Linked DNA regions of Mus musculus: region 1 is linked to region 2. Evidence: chromatin contacts called from ENCODE Hi-C or POLR2A ChIA-PET data. All regions are on one chromosome and are shown on one strand. The core of a region is the stretch at or near the end of the contact, and the rest is flanking DNA. Distances in the headings are between cores, read along the strand shown.

The links. A loop is a pair of places that touch in the nucleus more often than their neighbours do. ChIA-PET counts read pairs that join two places held with the same protein, here RNA polymerase II (POLR2A).
Region 1: a loop to region 2 is called in a map of gastrocnemius, with 2.7 times the contacts of the local background. The contact joins the enhancer-like site here to the promoter of Arid1b in region 2. A Hi-C loop is called at or near these places in 2 of 37 maps with a recorded cell type or tissue (T-helper 17 cell and gastrocnemius). POLR2A ChIA-PET finds 5 or more read pairs at or near these places in 4 of 5 experiments (Patski and embryonic stem cell).

Annotation. Positions count from the first base shown.
Region 1 is chr17:4,944,865-4,947,564 of GRCm38, forward strand. It overlaps Gm41517 (a long non-coding RNA gene), which reads right to left. Exons shown (of 4, transcript XR_876352.2): 4 at 1-732. Among named protein-coding and RNA genes, the nearest start is that of Gm34625, 8.0 kb to the right of the region's middle. Within about 2 kb of position 1,289, at least 2 of the 3 ENCODE cell types and tissues checked have a DNase peak (open chromatin) inside an H3K27ac peak, as active enhancers do; they include gastrocnemius, where a contact is called at or near this core.
Region 2 is chr17:4,993,639-4,996,338 of GRCm38, forward strand. It overlaps Arid1b (AT rich interactive domain 1B (SWI-like)), which reads left to right and starts at 1,436. Exons shown (of 20, transcript NM_001085355.1): 1 at 1,436-2,700. The coding sequence starts at 1,457.

The sequences.
Region 1 (2,700 bases), core at 39-2,538, 49 kb before region 2:
TTTAGATTTATTTTTGTTTTTTGTGTTCATGAACCTGCATAAACTTACATGTGCCATGTGCAGAGCTGTGTGGGCTCCTGTGGGTGTTGAATCCCGAGAAGCTGGAGTTACAAGTAGTTGTGAGCCAACAAGTGGATGCTGGGAGCTGAACTTGGTCCTCTGGAAAAGCAGTGCATGCTCCTAACCGCTAACCTCTGGTCCCTGAAATACTTAAAGTATATATATTGCAGTTTTACTTTGCCCCAAACCCGTGATTTCCAAAAGAGAAAACTTAATTTCTATAAAATAGAAATGATTTCCAATGCAAATATTTTATTATGATCATTTCCAGTTGAAGGAAAATTAAGGCATGGTCTCCCCTCCCTCCAAAATACAATATCTTTAAATGTGAGAACTAAAGGAAGACATTTGCTCTGTAGAAGGCAGTATTGACCAGTTTATTCCGACACCAGACCCCAAGTGCTGAGAGAAGTCACCGCTTCCATGGAGCCTTGGGAAGGCTGATCGGCTCCGGCAGCTACACATTTGCACATGGTTAACCGGTTTCGTCAGTGAAATGGATTGAAACTTGCTTCAAAGTAGGAAAGGAAAACATTGGTGCACTCCACACTGGCCCTTGAGTATACTGTACCTTCAAATCATGCTGCCTCTTGCATTCCACAGAGCTGTGAAACACCCTTTAAACTGTCTGCATAAATCACTCTATCCTCTATGTAACAGGGTTTTCTCTTCCTGGACAAAAGAAAAAAAAAGAAAAAAAGGCCATCTGTCCCCAAAGGGCAACACTCCAGAATGAGGATCCCTGCCCAGACAGGACCTCATGCAGGTGTTACAAGGTCTCCATTCTGTCTGGAAGCCTGGATAGTTAACATGCCGCCTACCTGCCACAATCCTTTGGTTAAAAGCTGTCTCTTTAAAATCTGGGACTTTTTACCTCCTCAGCACAGCTAGCAATGGTTTCGGTGTGTAGAAGCACAGAATTATATGGAGCTAAGAAGATCGCCAAGAAGGCGAACACAGTAACCAAGACTGACATTAATTAGGACCAGGAAGCAAGCACGCGCCTCCTGGTAAACAGCCTTCTCCAGGAAAGTCTTCCGTGGGCTTCCTGCAACTCACACATTCCCCTTAGCTCTTCCAACACTGGTGACTTGTTGACAGGCACACATGCTAGGGAAGACCCATGCCACGTTCTGGAGTTTTGAATGTTTCCTTTGCAGAGAAACCACCAGGCCTGCGAGGGGCGGGCTCTGGCAGGAAAGGCCTTACAGCTTGTCACCTCTCCCCGCCTAGCCTGCTGCTCCTGCTGGAGGAGGTGCAGGGGACAAGCGAAACTGGTTCATGTGTCAGCTCCCCCAGGGATTTGGCAGCAGAGGGCCGGGCCCTAGCTGAGCACACAGGTACAGAAACAGCATCTGCAGCACACTTCCTTCCTCCTTACATGGTCACTGTGCGGGTCTGCATGCAAAGGGGGTTCATATTCTCTCTCTCTCTCTCTCTCTCTCTCTCTCTCTCTCTCTCTCTCTCTCTCTCTCCCTCTCTCTCTCTCCCTCCCTCCCTCCCTCCCTCCCTCCTCTCTCTCCCTCCCTCCTCTCCCTGCCATGCCCCGCCCCGTGTTTCTGTCTCTCTCAGTCTCTATCTTCTCTGTCTCTGCCACACACACATACACACACGCATACACACACACACACACACACACACACACACATATACACACACACACACCATGAAAAGTGCTTACTAGCAGCGTCTTGCATGAGTGCACAAGCCAGGCCATCACTCTGGAGAAGGAAAAGCAGCTCGGCCCCTGGAAACGTCTGGAAGCCTCTATCCCTGAGCTGGCTGGACCAGACAGCTCCTTCCTGAGAGCCTGCTTTTCCCTGCCTTTGAAAGAGCAGCATCTAACAGAGAAGCGCACTGAACTGTTTTCCAGTTTATCACAGGAATCTCGGGTCCAGACCTACAAGCCAAGGGAGGCACTCCGCCCCCGTGGAGCTCCTCCGTGCTCACAGCCAATAAGGGGGTGCTAGTCCATCTCTCTAAAGAGAGAAAAGAAAGGGCTTTGTGAGGGCCATGTTCCGCTCACACAGGTCACCACACAAGTTGCCTGGTTTGCTGTTCAGACCCCCAGATTCCAGAGTGAACCTGTAATAGCTGAGGTCCCCTTGACCCCTTGTTTTCTCTTCTACTGGTTCTCAAGAGCCATTTTCCAGCTTCCCCTTTCCTCTCCCTGGCCTTTCTGGAAAAGGTTTGTTTCTAGATTCCGAAGGAACAAAGGCCGATTAAAGGCCCAGGAACAGGGGGAATCCTCCATTAGAAAAAGACAAGGGCAGAGCTGGGGACTTCCGTGCTTGGCCTGCCCCCACCTAAGTTAATAAGCTACAAGAACCAGTTGCTTCCAGTCTGGGCAGCTTTCTAGTTCTGCAACTACAGAGCCTTTCTTCCTATCTTCCTTTCTTTCTTTCTCTCTTTCTTTCTTCCTTTCTTTCTTTCTTCCTTCCTTCTTCCTTTCCTTCCTTCTCTCTCTCTCTCTCTCTCTCTCTCTCTCTCTCTCTCTCTCTCTCTCTCTCTCTCTCTTTCTTTTTTATTACTTTAATTCCAGAGATCTTTGATACCCCTGAAGGCAAGTAGCATATCTCACTCATAAAGCTTTCAGATGGTTTTGAGTTCAAAGTTTTATTTATTTACTTTTAAAGGCCT
Region 2 (2,700 bases), core at 186-2,685:
TAAGAAAAATACTCCATGGGGAACGCTAGGAGTTTTCATACCTACTTCCGGTGCCTTTAAAAAGAGTTATATAAACACCACCTTAGATCGGAGTGGTGAATCATAAGCAATTATTGAGTGCCTGCTGTGTACACGGCACAGCAGTCTTTGCTGCTTAACCTTCACTTAAGTCTTTCATAATTTCTCAGTTGGATGAAGTTGTGGGAATTAAGCCGATGGCCTGAAATTCAGGCGCAGAGGCCAAGGTTGTGAAAAATTACATAACTCCTGAGAGAGACCGAGTGCTTTTGCCCGGCCTGCCTGAGTGTTTCTCTTCTCCACCGGCTCCTCGCCACCTCTGAGGCCCAACAGACAACTTTGCTTCCCAGCCCCTTCTCCCTCTTTTGTCTGCTCTTCAGACTCGTTTTCCACCTTCGTACCGCTCCCTTTAGACGTGAAAACAAACACAGGGCCGCGCGCGGGTTGGCAGGGAGACCGGAGGCACGAGGGGACCGAGCAGCTTCGGGCCCCGAGCGCCGGCAGCCGGTTCCCCCCCCCCTCCCCTCGCTCCCCCGGGCCGGGCCCTCCGCGCCAGGCCGGGCGAGACCAGCCGGGTGAGCGGGGCGAGCTGGCGGGCGAACGTGCGCTCAGCGGCGGCGCCCGGGGCCGAGTCCAGTCCGCGTTTTGCGAGTGCGCAGCAGCCCTCGGAGAGAAGCGGATAATAGTTGCTCCGGCTCGCTCGGCTCCCTCACGCCGCGCTGGGCCCGATTAGGCTCAGGCAAGTCGTGCATTTCCCCCCCCCCCCCATATCCGGGTTAGAGAGGGGGGAAAAAGAGAGAGAGAGAGAGCGAGCGAGAGTGAGGGAGGGAGAGAGAAAAGTTTCATTGCAAGCGGAACTAAAAAACTTTCCGCCCGTTCAGGCCGTAGCGGGCGCGAGCCCCCGAGCGCAAAGGCGCGCCCCCGGCGGGCGGCCCGGGGCTGCGGGGGGTGGGGTGGGGAGGGCACCGCGCTTCCCCGCGGGCCGCGTGGATGCGCGCAGGAGGGGCGGCCGGCTGCGAGTGGGGACATTGTCTCCCCCCACCCCGCCCGGCCGCGCCACGCCGCGGCGATCATGGCCGCGCGGGCAGCAGCGGCGGCGCGGGCGCGGGCGGGCAGCGGCGAGCGGCGGGCGCCCTCGGGGCCGCGGCCGGCGCCCGGGGCCCGGGACCTGGAGACGGGCGCGCGCGGCGCGGTGGCGGCTCCGGGCCCCATCCTGGGGGGCGGCGACGGCGGCCTGAATAATGTGCACCACCACCCCCTGCACCCCCGTCACGACCTGAACATGGCCCATAGCGCGAGCGCCGCGGCGGCCGCCAGCTCCAACAGCGCGCAGAGCGGCCGCTCCGAGGCGGCTCTCAAGGAGGGTGGAAGCGCCGCCGCGCTGTCCTCCTCCGCCGCCGTCGCGGCCTCTTCCTCCTCGGCGGGCCCCGGCTCGACCATGGAGACCGGGCTGCTCCCCAACCACAAACTGAAAGCCGTTGGCGAGGCCCCCGCTGCACCGCCCCATCAGCAGCACCACCACCACCATGCCCACCACCACCACCACCACCATGCCCACCACCTCCACCACCTCCACCACCACCACGCACTACAGCAGCAGCTAAACCAGTTCCAGCAGCCGCAGCCGCCGCAGCCACAGCAGCAGCAGCCGCCGCCACCGCCGCAGCAGCAGCATCCCACTGCCAACAACAGCCTGGGCGGTGCGGGCGGCGGCGCGCCTCAGCCCGGCCCGGACATGGAGCAGCCGCAACATGGAGGCGCCAAGGACAGTGTCGCGGGCAATCAGGCTGACCCGCAGGGCCAGCCTCTGCTGAGCAAACCGGGCGACGAGGACGACGCGCCGCCCAAGATGGGGGAGCCGGCGGGCAGCCGCTATGAGCACCCGGGCCTGGGCGCGCAGCAGCAGCCCGCGCCGGTCGCCGTGCCCGGGGGCGGCGGCGGCCCAGCGGCCGTCTCGGAGTTTAATAATTACTATGGCAGCGCTGCCCCTGCTAGCGGCGGCCCCGGCGGCCGCGCTGGGCCTTGCTTTGATCAACATGGCGGACAACAAAGCCCCGGGATGGGGATGATGCACTCCGCCTCTGCCGCCGCCGGGGCCCCCAGCAGCATGGACCCCCTGCAGAACTCCCACGAAGGGTACCCCAACAGCCAGTACAACCATTATCCGGGCTACAGCCGGCCCGGCGCGGGCGGCGGCGGCGGCGGCGGCGGAGGAGGAGGAGGCAGCGGAGGAGGTGGAGGAGGAGGAGGAGCAGGAGGAGCAGGAGGAGCAGCGGCAGCGGCAGCAGGAGCCGGAGCTGTGGCGGCGGCGGCCGCGGCGGCGGCGGCAGCAGCAGCAGCAGCAGGAGGAGGCGGTGGCGGCGGCTATGGGAGCTCGTCCTCGGGGTACGGGGTGCTGAGCTCCCCGCGGCAGCAGGGCGGCGGCATGATGATGGGCCCCGGGGGCGGCGGGGCCGCGAGCCTCAGCAAGGCGGCCGCCGGCGCGGCGGCGGCGGCGGGGGGCTTCCAGCGCTTCGCCGGCCAGAACCAGCACCCGTCGGGGGCTACACCGACCCTCAACCAGCTGCTCACCTCACCCAGCCCCATGATGAGGAGCTACGGCGGTAGCTACCCCGACTACAGCAGCTCCAGCGCGCCGCCGCCGCCGTCGCAGCCCCAGTCCCAGGCGGCGGCGGGGGCGGC